Regions from separate parts of the Homo sapiens genome. Here region 2 is linked to region 1. A link is an interaction called in ENCODE POLR2A ChIA-PET data of the cell type or tissue named here. Cell type or tissue: OCI-LY7. All regions are shown on one strand. Links, peaks and the distances in the headings refer to the core of each region. The heading gives the core; the rest is flanking DNA.

Evidence for each region. ChIA-PET counts read pairs that join two places held together with the same protein. Peaks named below come from ENCODE experiments on the same cell type or tissue, not always from the same donor. Only the 100,000 strongest peaks of a DNase experiment are listed, where the experiment ranks them.
Region 2: POLR2A ChIA-PET joins it to region 1 with 6 read pairs; 1 of 35 experiments calls an interaction of 5 or more read pairs at or near these places.

What each region holds. Positions count from the first base shown.
Region 1 is chr14:89,311,218-89,318,859 of GRCh38, forward strand. The region is part of intron 3 of FOXN3 (forkhead box N3); the gene reads right to left. Among named protein-coding and RNA genes, the nearest start is that of FOXN3-AS3, 35 kb to the right of the region's middle. In OCI-LY7, for the core only: no CTCF peak of the experiment used is centred there; a DNase peak (open chromatin) is centred at 6,284; H3K4me3 peaks cover 600 bases; H3K27ac peaks cover 904 bases.
Region 2 is chr14:90,853,299-90,858,298 of GRCh38, forward strand. It overlaps RPS6KA5 (ribosomal protein S6 kinase A5), which reads right to left. Exons shown (of 17, transcript NM_004755.4): 17 at 1-5,000. Among named protein-coding and RNA genes, the nearest start is that of LINC02321, 28 kb to the left of the region's middle. In OCI-LY7, for the core only: no CTCF peak of the experiment used is centred there; a DNase peak (open chromatin) is centred at 3,003.

The sequences.
Region 1 (7,642 bases), core at 1,643-6,642:
GGTGGCTCATACCTGTAATCCCAGCACTTTGGGAGGCCAGGTCAGGAGTTCGAGACCAGCCTGGCCAACATGGTGAAACCCTGTCTCTACTAAAAATACAAAAAATTAGTCAGGCATGGTGGCATGTGCATGTAATCCCAGCTACTCGGGAGGCTGAGGCAGGAGAATCACTTGAACTTGGGAGGCGGAGGTTGCAGTGAGCCAAGATCACGCCATTGCACTCCAGCCTGGGCGACAAGGCGAGACTCGGCCTCAAAAAAAAAAAAAAAAAAAAAAGGTGTATGGCAATCAAAAGGATGGGATACTAGCATAAAACTAGATACCTGTGGCCGGGTGCAGTGGCTCATGCCTGTAATCCCAGCACTTTGGGAGGCCAAGGTGGGCGGATCACAAGATCAGGAGGTCAAGACCATCCTGGCTAACCGGATGAAACCCCGTCTCTATTAAAAATACAAAAAATTAGCCGGGCATGGTGGCACTTGCCTGTAGTCCCAGCTACTCAGGAGGCTGAGACAGGAGAATCGCTTGAACCTGGGAGGCAGAGGTTGCAGTGAGTTGAGATCACGCCACTGCACTCCAGCCTGGGTGACAGAGCGAGACTCCGTCTCAAAAAACAAACAAACAAACAAACAAAAACAACTACACACCTACCTCTGTGAAATCTAGAAATAGAACAAAGCACTGGTGCAAAACGAGTGTACTATAAATGCAGCATTCAAATCCATGGGGGAGATTAGGACAATTCAAACCCGGATGCAAAGAACCATCAAAAATGAGTGAAGGCCAGCCGGGCACAGTGGCTCACACCTGTAATGCCAGCACTTGGGGAGGCCGAGGCAGGCGGATCATTTGAGGTCAGGAGTTTGAGACCAGCCTGGCCAACATGGTGAAACCCCATCTCTACTAAAAATACAAAAAGTAGCTGGGTGTGGTGGCGGGCACCTGTAATCCCAGCTACTCGGGAGGCTGAGGAATGAGAGTCACATGAACCTGTGAGACAGAGATTGCAGTGAGCCGAGATTGCACTACTGTACTCCAGCCTGGGTGACAGAGCAAGACTCGGTCTCAAAAAAAAAAAAAAAAAGAAGCCAAGGCCCTCGGACTAAAAACTGGGCCTTAAGAGAAGAATACAGCTGGCCAATCCACACGGGCAAGGGTGTCAGCCTCAGCAATTGTAAAAGTAAGGAAAATCAAGCCAAAAAAAAATCTCTATCAATTGGATTAGCAGATACTTAAAAAACTGACAAGACCCAGGGATGACAGGAGAACAGTCAAATATAATATCACAGGACATCTAAGTTGATATAACTTGGAGAAGGGGTAGGGAAAGAAACTGGGATAAATATGTCTATCTCCTTGGTCCATAAATTCAGCTTCTAGGAATTAAACTTTACATTCTACAGCCCACCAATAAAAGGACTCGGGCTTTAATACTGGACAGACCTGAGTGTGTCTTACAATCCCACCACACCTTGCTAGCTGGTAGACCCTGGGAAAGTTACTTGTAGAGTAGATATATACTACTAGCCCCTACAACATTGGACTGTTAGAACTGCATTTATGTACTTAGCATAGCACCAGGCCTAAAGACAGGACCACAGAGGTTATGAGCACTCGCAGTGATACCTCAACCCATATCCTCTGTGTTAGAGGCTGCCCCCACTACCGACTGCCCTGTAAGCTCACAACCACCACCTTCTACAGAAATCCTTTTCGCTGAAGGTCTCAAGAGGCCTGGGATTACAAGATAAATGACTGATAGTACAAAAGCCCTGTCGCTTTGTCCCAAAGAGGACAACTCTAGAACAGTCCCTCAGCAAATCACTCACAACCAAGTCCCTGTCTCAGATTCTGCTTCTAGAGAATCCAGCCTAAGACCCAACTGTTAGGATTTTTATTACCAGGCAAGGGTGCAAAGGTCTAAGTCTCTGCATGTTTACTGAGGCATAACATAAAGAAATGGAAAACAACCAAAATGTCCAGCCACAAACAGATGAATCCATACAAGGGGACATTGCACACATAGTAAAAAAAGAGTACTGTGTATCCATATGAACTGACAAGACTGCCGGGCGCAGCGGCTCACACCTGTAATCCCAGCACTTTGAGAGGCAGGGGATCACTTGAGGTTAGGAGTTCAAGACCAGCCTGGCCAACATGGTGAAACCCCTTCTCTCCTAAAATACGAAAATTAGCTGGGCGTGGTGGCGCATGCCCGTAATCCCAGCTATTCGGGAGGCTGAAGCAGGGGAATCGCTTGAACCTGGGAGGAGAAGGTTGCAGTGAGCCGAGATCATGGCACTGCATCCAGCCTGGGCAACAGAGCAAGATGCTGTCTTAAAAAAAAAAAAAAAGAATTGACAAGAGACGAAGTCCATGTATACTACTGTATGACGCAGCACATGCAGTATGAGCTCAGGCACAAGTAAAGTTTGTGTGGGTAAAGTCACATGTGAAAAGATATTCCAATACCAATGTCCACAGCAGCAGCAGTATTCACAGTAGCAACCCAAATGTCCCTCGATGGCGAATGGATAAACAAAATGTGGTATTATACATACATACAAGAGAGTATTACTCAGCCTTGAAAGGGGCAAAAGTACTGATACATGCTACAACATGGATGAATCTTGGGGACACTGCGCTAAGTGAAAGAAGCCAGTCACAAAAGGACAAACACTATATTATTCCATATATATGAGGTACCCAGAGTAGTCAAATTCGTAGAAACAGAAAGTAGAATGGTGGTTGCCCAGAGCTGGAGAGAGGGGGAAAGGGGGAGTTGGAGAGTATCAGTTTTGCAGAAAGTTCTAGAGATTGGTTGCACAACAGTGTGAATATACTTAACCCTACTGAACTATACTTAAAAGTGATTAAAAGTACATTTTACATTATGGGTATTTTACCACAATTAAGAATTAAAAAGAAAATTTTAAAAATTTTTCTTAAAATGTAACAACACAGAAGTAGGGATACTTTTATTCAGTTCTTTAAACTGTTTTATTGTTTGACCATTCTACATGAGTATATATTGACTTAATAATTAGAAAATACAATAAGCTATTTTAATTCTGGGAAAATACTAATACACTACAAAACGATAAATATTTTACTACACTAGGCTGGTAATCTAAGTCATTCAGGAGTGTGGGTCTTTGGCAGTGAGTGTTTACTTGTTTTTAATAGTGTATAAATTTAACTCTGGTCACTTGTTTTGTCAGCTTCATTTCTTATCTCAGCTCAACCAAAAGAACTTAAATGACATCATCAGTCATTGTTCTGTGACCATTAAAATGTCTAGGTTAATTCCAGAAAAACTGTCAACTAAAGATACTTTTAGAAAATTCCTCTTCCAGATTTTCTTGATTCATTCATTCAACAAAGACTTCTTAAGTGCTTAATAAGTGTCGTGCAACACACAAAGTCTTAGGGACACCATGGTGGCCAAGATGAGCTCAGTTTGTGGATCTCAAACTGGGAAAAGACAGACATGAGATGGACAGGGTGGTGTGGAGCTCTGCTTGTGTTTCCCTACTAGGCCACACGTGTATGCACAAACATACAGACACAGTCACTGAAGCCATCTTTCTCAATGATGTTGATGTTAGCTAACCGAGAACCTTCAAAAATCCCAACAGAGTAAGAGATTTTCAGTGACCAAGACAGTTGAATTTGCTTAATCTGAGACACTCTCATAAACTCAGCCTAAAAGAATGGAAATTTCTTTCTTGCTCAAATTTAATTACTCTTCACGGCTTGCAATAAAGGTCACCTCCCCAGTAATCATGTCTCAGAAAGCCTAGTCATCTCCTTGAATTATTTTCCTAAATGCACTTGATAGATGTTCTTTGATACCAGATCAGCCCCCTCCATATCACCTGGCTCAGACAAACAAAGAGAAGGGGGTGATAAATGTGTCTTTGATGCCCAGGGCCCAGCATCATTCTAGGGCACAAAGACCATCGATCCTTTTTATTCCTTCTCCTACTCATTCTAGACTCTAAATCCAAACACCTTTCTGATCTTAAAATCATTTCCTGAATTATTGTCTCTTGGTGCAGCATCACACAGCAATATCTTGATGAGATAGCACAAATAATTGCTAAATAAAATCTTTAACGTCGGCATAACCCTGAAAGGATATACAGTGAAAATAAGATCGTTACAACGAGGATGAAGCCAGGCGTCAATAGTCCATCAGCTCACCCTTCCACTTGCACAGGAGATCAAAGGCAAGGGCAGCAAACCCAACTAACGAATCTGGGTGTCCAGTCTCGTAGGCATGTCTTTGATTCTCCCCCTTCCCCGAACTCTCCTCCATGGCTTTGCTGTCCTCAGAATGTTGTCCACAGCACGGTTAGAGGAACAAAGAACAGGCAGACCCCAGAATTGCTGTCGAACAGAATGAATATGCAGCTCAGACTCAGGGCAGGCTGAGAAAACTGCAGGGAATTTTAGATGTCACTCTGCCGAAAGATCTGCGTGGGCTATATTGCATACCAGCTCTGAGTTCCTTTTCTAGCATTAACATCAGATTTGTGCTGATCCAGCCATATTCTCCTGGTGGCTCCTGTGGGACTGAGTGCCCATCAATCTGTGAGCCAGATGGCTTAAGCTTATGTGTAGCTGCTGGTCACAGAGGGAAGTGGGGCTAAAGGGGCCCATGCAGATGGTGAGTGGAGCTCTCTAACCACTGGCTGCATCTATCCCAGGCAACTCTCTAAAGAATGATGCTGCTTTCCCTTCTCCCAAGATCCTAGATAAACTCCTTGTTATAAACTACTGCAGCAATGGCCCATGACAATCATGCTTTCCTGTACCCACACCCTCCTGTGGTCCCCGCCAAAAGGAATCTGGCTTGGCCTCTTGACTTGCTACAGCCAATAGGACATTAGCAAATATGACACAAGGAGAAACTGTTGCGTATTGTGTATTGGGGCTTGCTTTCTCTTGTTGCTGGGAACCCTTCTGCCATCAAGTGAAAAAGCTTGGAATCGCTTCCTGAAGGATGTGAGACCCCACAGAGACAGGCCCCAGCTGTCCCAGACATCCCAGCTGAGGTCCAAATATACAAGGGAGCCCAGCTAACACCACAAGGAATAGAGATGAGCCATTCAAGCTGAGCCAACATACAGAACTGCTGAGCAAACAATGATTCTTCTTCTTCTTCTTTTTTGAGTCTCACTCTGTCACCAAGGCTAGATCATGGCTCACTGCAGCCTCGACCTCCCAGGCTCAAGCAATCCTCCTACCTCAGTCTCCTGAATAGTTAGGACTACAGACACGTGTCACCATGTCCAACTACTTTTTTTTTTTTTTTTAATATAGAGATGGAGTCTCATTATGTTGCCCAGACTGGTCTCGAACTCCTGGGCTCAAGTGATCCTCTCACCTCAGCCTCCCAAAGTGCTGGGATTACAGGCATGAGCCACTGCGCCCAGCCTATGATGAATTTTTTTTTTTTTTGAGATGGAGTCTTGCTCTGTCACCCAGGCTGGAGTGCAATGGTGCGATCTTGGCTCACTGCAACCTCCACCTCCCAGGTTCAAGTGATTCTCCTGCCTCAGCCTCCCGAGTAGCTAGATTACAGGGGCCTATCACCACGCCTGGCTACTTTTTGTATTTTTAGTAGAGACGGGGTTTCGCCATGTTGGCCAAGCTGGTTTTGAACTCCTGACCTCAGGTGATCTGCCAGCCTTGGCCTCCCAAAGTGCTGGGATTACAGGAGTGAGCCACCACACCCGGCCACCAATGATGATTCTTTTAAGCCATTAATTTGAGGTGTTTGATCAGCAGCAGGAGCTAACTCATATAACATTCTATGCAGTAGAACCTGCACCACAAAGCAGGATTTCAAGACTGCAATTGGCTTCAAGATGTAGTTTGACAGGTGACTTTAGTGGGTACCTAATGCAAAAAAACAAAAAATAAGTAAAACAGTAAAAGCAATTGACAATACTTTATAAAGCCTGGCCTCTGACAGTGAGTGAGGAAGCTCATAGGATGAAATCATCTGCACATGGCACAGCTGTTTTACATTCAACAGCAGCTCACTCAAGGTAACTCTTCCTACCAGCTCAGTGATGCCAGCTTCAGGAACAGCCACCCCACTTCCTGCGATGTTTTAGAAGGCAAGAGTTCTGGGTGTTAGTGCTGGAGCTGACAGGTAAATGTCCTCTGAGAGTTCCTTCTACCTCTGAGAGCCAGGAAGAAATCTAGACACCCTGGAGGGAATCACTCAGAAATCATTAGACAGTCATTGTACTTCTGAAAGTGCCTGTTTCCTGTTAAGCAGCTCAAAATGTCACCTGAGGGAAAGGCAAATTTCAGCAGGGGTAAAGTGTAGGGTCCCGCAGGAAGACTTCACTTATACGACTGTCTCTTAGAAGCACACCGGATCCTGACACTCCTCTTTCTCTGTGGGATCTGAAATGGTGACAAATAGGAGTTTGGCACCTTTGATTGCAACAATTGAACCTACCTCCTTTCCCCCCCCATAGAAATCCCTCCTTTCCCTGAACCTCTTATGGTACCAGTTCGGGGCCTGTTAGGAACCGGCTGCACAGCAGGAGGTGAGCGGCAGGCGAGCAGGCATTACTGCCTGACTTCGCCTCCCTCCTGTCCCATCAGCTGCAGCATTAGATTCTCATAGGAGTGCAAACCCTACTGTGAACTGCACATGTGAGGGATCTAGGATGCGCGCTCCTTATGGGAATCTAACTAATGCCTGATCCAAGGTGGAACAGTTTCATCCCAAAACTATGTCCCCTACCACTGAAAAACTGTCTTCCATGAAACCACTCCCTGGTGCCAAAAAGGTTGGGGACTGCTATATTAGGGCATCTTATATCCCCCAACTAGCCAGTAAGTTTCTTTAGAGTAGTAACTATGTTTTAATCTTCCCTCCTTCCCTCCCTTTTTCTTTTCTTTCTTCTTCTTCTTCTCTTTTTTTTTTTTTGAGGCGGAGTTTCACTCATGTTGCCCAGGCTGGAGTGCAATGGCGTGATCTCAGCTCACTGCAACCTCCACCTGCCAGATTCAAGTGATTCTCTTGCTTCAGCCACCCAAGTAGCTGGGATTACAGGTGCCCACCACCATGCCCAGCTAATTTTTGTATTTTTAGTAGAGATGGAGTTTCACCATGTTGACCAGGCTGGTCTCAAACTCCCGACCTCAGGTGATCCACCCATCTCAGCCTCCCACAGTACTGGGATTACAGGTGTGAGCCAACACACCCGGCCCCTTTTTCTTTCTCTCATTCATTGATTCAGCAATTGGTTATTAAAAAGCTACAGCCAGGCACAATACAGGAAGCAGCTCACAGCCCAGAGGGGAGAATGCCAAGAAATAATTATAAAACATAATCTTGGCTAACCGTTATCAAGCACCTTTTATGTGTCAGGCTGTGTTCTAAGGATTTTAAATGTTCACTCATTTAATCCTTGCATCAACCCTATGAGAAAGGCAGTGTTTTTATCCTCAGATACAGACAAGGACACTAATGCACAGACAGGTGATATAGCCTGGTTGTGCGCAGCAGTGACTGGTGGAGCTGACCACTCAAATCCGGGTTCTCCCTGCCTTCCTGCACCGTGGCCAGATGAAGCCGCCGACCCGATGCATCTGTATTCTATTTCATGGG
Region 2 (5,000 bases), core at 1-5,000, 1.5 Mb after region 1:
AGCCAAAACCTAGCAGAAACAAATGACTAATCAAACTAAAATTTCAAAGAGTAGATTCATCAAACTAAGATCTCCCATTAAGACATCAACAATGAAGTGGCTAATAAAAAAGTAAGCATCACATTTATGATGTCTAGATAAAAGTCAACCAAATAAATAAGATGCATCCCTTAAGTAACAACAATAAAAAAAAAACCCAAAAACAAAACAAAGCATCAATGGATGTTTTAAATACCTAAAATTTAGGTTGGGCACAGTGGCTCACGCCTGTAATCCCAGCACTTTGGGAGGCCGAGGCAGGCAGATCATCAGGGCAGGAGTTCGAGACCAGCCTGACCAACATGGTGAAACCCCATCTCTACTAAAAATACAAAAAAAAAAAAAAAAACCCTAAAATTTAACACTATGAAGTCTCTATATTAAATCAAAATCGTAACCATCTTGAAAGCTAAATTAAAATAATCCTGGAGCTCTGGAATGTTATTCCCTCTTAAAGCTGTATTAGGTCTTTAGGAAATCAATGTGGTGTTACTAGTTTATGTGTATCCCATTATTCATTTAAAAAGAAACGAACACAAATATTTCACACCCTTTTTCTTGATTAATCATTTGTACCAGAGAAAACTCTGTATATACCAGTACAGGTGGGGGATTACTGGCAGGGCAGATAGTCGATTTAAGGAGTGAGGGGCAGTCTTATTAATTTGGTATTGTAAGCCCCCAATACATGTGTGTATACACATACATAAACACACACCTATGTAATTTTCACAAGACCAAACTATTAAAGTACCTAGAAAATAGAATATTTTTTCCTCTAAACTAAGATATCTGTTTATATAGACTATTGATGCAAACTAATTTTAAGTAATTATAGTGCAAGGAGCCTGATGTATGAAGATTTGACATTGTAATTTATAATTCCTAAGTAATTATTAAATGATTAATGTTTAATCATTAATCATTTAATAATAAATGGCTACCAGATTTAGAACAAAACTTACTGTAGCCATTATAATCTGCTAACGTTTGAAAAACTTAACATGAAATCAGCACAGAAACTAAGTTTTTAGAAATAGCCTACATAATGAAGATTATGTATTATATAGTCACAAATTTTTATTTTAGATTTCACAATGTACACTTGTCTCAAGTAAGTCTATTTAACTAGAATTTTTAAAGACTTGCGATTTTGCTAAATGTATCATCATTAGAAAAAGTTTTCTGGATGTGTATATGAGCAGGGTTTGATTATTCTGACATCAGAAAGCCAACACTAGATTCCACAGCAAGGACACTGGAATTTAAAAATCTGGAATACTTTAACAGTAGACTTTACTCAAATATCTAAAAGACGTATCAGACTCACTCAGTAAAAAATATACTATACTTACTACAAATACATTATCTTCTAAGCCCATTCTTATTTTTAAAAATATGTACAACTAGACTAATGATGCCAAATACTTACACAAGTTCATGCATTTTAGGTGTGCTTTATTCAAAATATATTATTAAAAAATGTCAATACCTAGTTACTTCAAAAAATACCTTCAAAATGTTTACCATTCAAAACATATAAAAAGCACTGACTTTATTGTACTGCAATATAAATTCTTCACATAAAGATTTTATGTAAAACACTCTGCAGTTAGAAACAATCTTATTTACATTTTCTATAAAAGTATTTTGAAGTTTTAAAAGTCTAATCGATTTTTTTCAATACATTTCATCTCTTTGCTTTGCCAGGAACAAAGTTTCAAGTGATATCTCCATCAGCGAATAAAAAGATGTATAAGTTCACTCATATTGATAAAACTTTTGCATTCAAATGAATACAGATTATCTAGGATAAAGATATTTCAAATGTATATGATGGGGCTAAGGGAGACATAGCTTCTGACTACTTAGTAAAATGGCAAAATCATGAATGGCATTAATTTTCTGCTATTTTAAAGGTATTATGTTTGATGAAAAGACAACTGCTATAAATGACTTTCTGAATAAATATTTCAGCTAACTGCACAAATGAGCCTGCTTCTGAGACAAAGTTAACATAGGTAAGATGAGAGAGATTTTAGAAAAGTGCTCACCAAAGAAAAACTGAACTCAAACAAAGGCCTGGTACTTACATTATTTTTTATTTTTTATTTTTTTGAGACGGAGTTTCACTCTGTCGCTTAGGCTGGAGTGCAATGGCGTGATCTCGGCTCACTGCAACCTCTGCTTCCTGGGTTCAAGAGAGTATCCTGCCTCAGCCTCCCAAGTAGCTGGGCCCACAGGCACCCACCACCACGCCCAGCTAATTTTTGTATTTTTTTTTTTTTGAGACAGAGTCTTGCTCTGTTGCCCAGGCTGGAGTGCAGTGGCGCGATCTCGGCTCACTGCAAGCTCTGCCTCCTAGGTTCACGCCATTCTTCTGCCTCAGCCTCCCGAGCAGCTGGGACTACAGTCATCCGCCACCACGCCCGGCTAATTTTTTGTATTTTTAGTAAAGACGGGGTTTCACCGTGTTAGCCAGGATGGTCTCGATCTCCTGACCTCGTGATCCGCCCGCCTCAGCCTCCCAAAGTGCTGGGATTACAGGCGTGAGTAGAGACAGCGTTTCGCCATGTTGGCCAGGCTGCTCTCAAACTCCTGACCTCACGTGATCCACCCGCCTTGGCCTCCCAAAAGGCCGGTGCTCCCATTATTATAATGAGTCCCAAAGTAAGAAATTAAACTTTAGGGCAAAGATACAAGTAATGATAAGCTGGATATGATCACCATGGAAACATACAGCACTTTGACATCTGTCCGAGCACTACCCAATAATGGGAAAAGTATGATTCCCAAGGAGGTTCCCTTTCTCTGTTAAGCTGGAACTTTGGTGTTTCCTGTAAGAGGCAAGTTTACTTTGTCCCCAAGAGCTTAATCTCTAGTTAGAAAAGATTTTCCAACCATAACATAACTATGCTTCAGAGTTGATGCCAAAGAAAGGGGGGCAGGATGGCATTCTCTGAATAGCCAGGTGTTAGTACTGACTTCCTCAAACTAGCTACAGCCTTTCTAGCTATGCGTGATTTTTTTTTTTTTTTTTTTTGAGACGGAGTTTCACTCTTGTTGCCCAGGCTGGAGTGCAATGGTGCGATCTAGGCTCACTGCAACCTCTGCCTCCCGGGTTAAAGTGATTCTCCTGCCTCAGCCTCTCAAGTAGCTGGGATTACAGGCATGCGCTACCACGCCCGGCTAATTTTTGTATTTTATTAGAGATGGAGTTTCTCCCTTTTGGTCAGGCTGTTCTCCAACTCCTGACCTCAGGTGATCCACCCGTCTCGGCCTCCCAAAGTGCTGGGATCACAGGCGTGAGCCACTGTGCACGGCCTGTGTGTGATTTTTTAAAATATAAGATAAAATTCATTTTAAGTGTACCATTCATTGTTTTTTACTACATTTACAATGTCTTGCAACCATTACCACTACCTAATTCCAGAACATTTTGATCACCCCAAAACCCCATCACCTGTATACATTGTCACTCCCTATTTCCCCCTCCCACCAGCCCCTGAAAAACACTAATCTTTCTGTCTCTATGGATTTGCCCATTCTGGACATTTCATGTAAGTGGAATCATACAATACGTGGCCTTGTGTGTCTGGTTTCTTTACCTTTAACTGGTAGTTCTTCAGCCATTCCAAAGGGGCTACAATTTCGAGAATACCAAGCCACAGGTGCTCAAGATGGCGAATCTGTCCTCCCAGTGCAGCCTAGTTTCTATGGAGCTACCATATATGACAGTGTCCTATTATTGCTGCCTTTTGATCACATGAACATGGATCATAATCAGAAGTACAAACTGTTATCTCTGGAATACGTCTTTGTAATAAAAAAAAATCCACTGGATAAAGTTTCAAAAGTGGGAAAGAATAACAAAGACAGGAATAGAATCCTTGATCTGACTATAATATTTTAACAGTGACATGTGCCCAGATTATATTTTTATCTTGGTAACACTGAAATTTATGCTATTCTGGAAGACAAAGACCACCAAGCCATTTTTTGGTATCACGAAGCATTTAATAAGTGCTTAGTTGCATCTGAAATGTTTTTCAAAAACAGAAGTTAAAATGGGAAACCACAGTAGGATGATTCTTCATCAGATTTCATGTCGATATTCATAAAGAGACATAATTTCAGAGCTAAGTTTGTTCTCCATAAATCAGTTCCTGGAGTTTCAACTCAAATTGTCAAATAATTGTGCTCCCGGTGAGATTTTTATGTAACACAGAAACTCATAGTTAGGGAATTGGGCTTGCAAAAGGTAGGCCAAATATTGATGTAGTGTGGGTGAACTGTGAACTGCATTAAGCTCTACAGAGTTTTTTCAAAAGGCTAAAAATATTTATATAAAGAAGATGTAATCATCTAAAAGATTCCAGTCTCTTTTTTCTCACTCCCAACCCCCACACAAGAAAAGTCTATTTTAATTACCACAAGTCCGACTCGGCAACCATTTAGTAGCCTTTCTATAAAAACAGGCTGCAAGTGCCAAAGTGACACAGATCTTATCTTAAATATTGTTATATTGCTTGTGTCTAGAGTAATACCTGGCCTGAAAGAAGTGCTCAAAAACTATTTAATGGACAAAGGAACAAATGAATAAACCGGGTGCCTTCACATATGACCATGTGACAACCAAGTTATCAATGCCAGAAGCCACTGCGGAGAAATCAACAATGGCGATTAAAAATGATTACCACCAGATTTTTGCTTTTGGCCACAATAGAGTAGCTTGTGATTGGACTAGCCCTCCTACTGAAAACAACGATGAAAGCTATATTAACCCTTTTCCGGTTTAGAAAAAAAAAGTACAGCTCACTGCCAGCATTCATTTAATTTTACGTAAACACATTCTTTGAGGCTAAAGCAAATCTGACTGATTTTCAATGTGAAAATAAAATATAAAAACTGTTCTTGATGTTATTTCTAAACAGATCTAGTATCAGAAGCATCTGAATCAT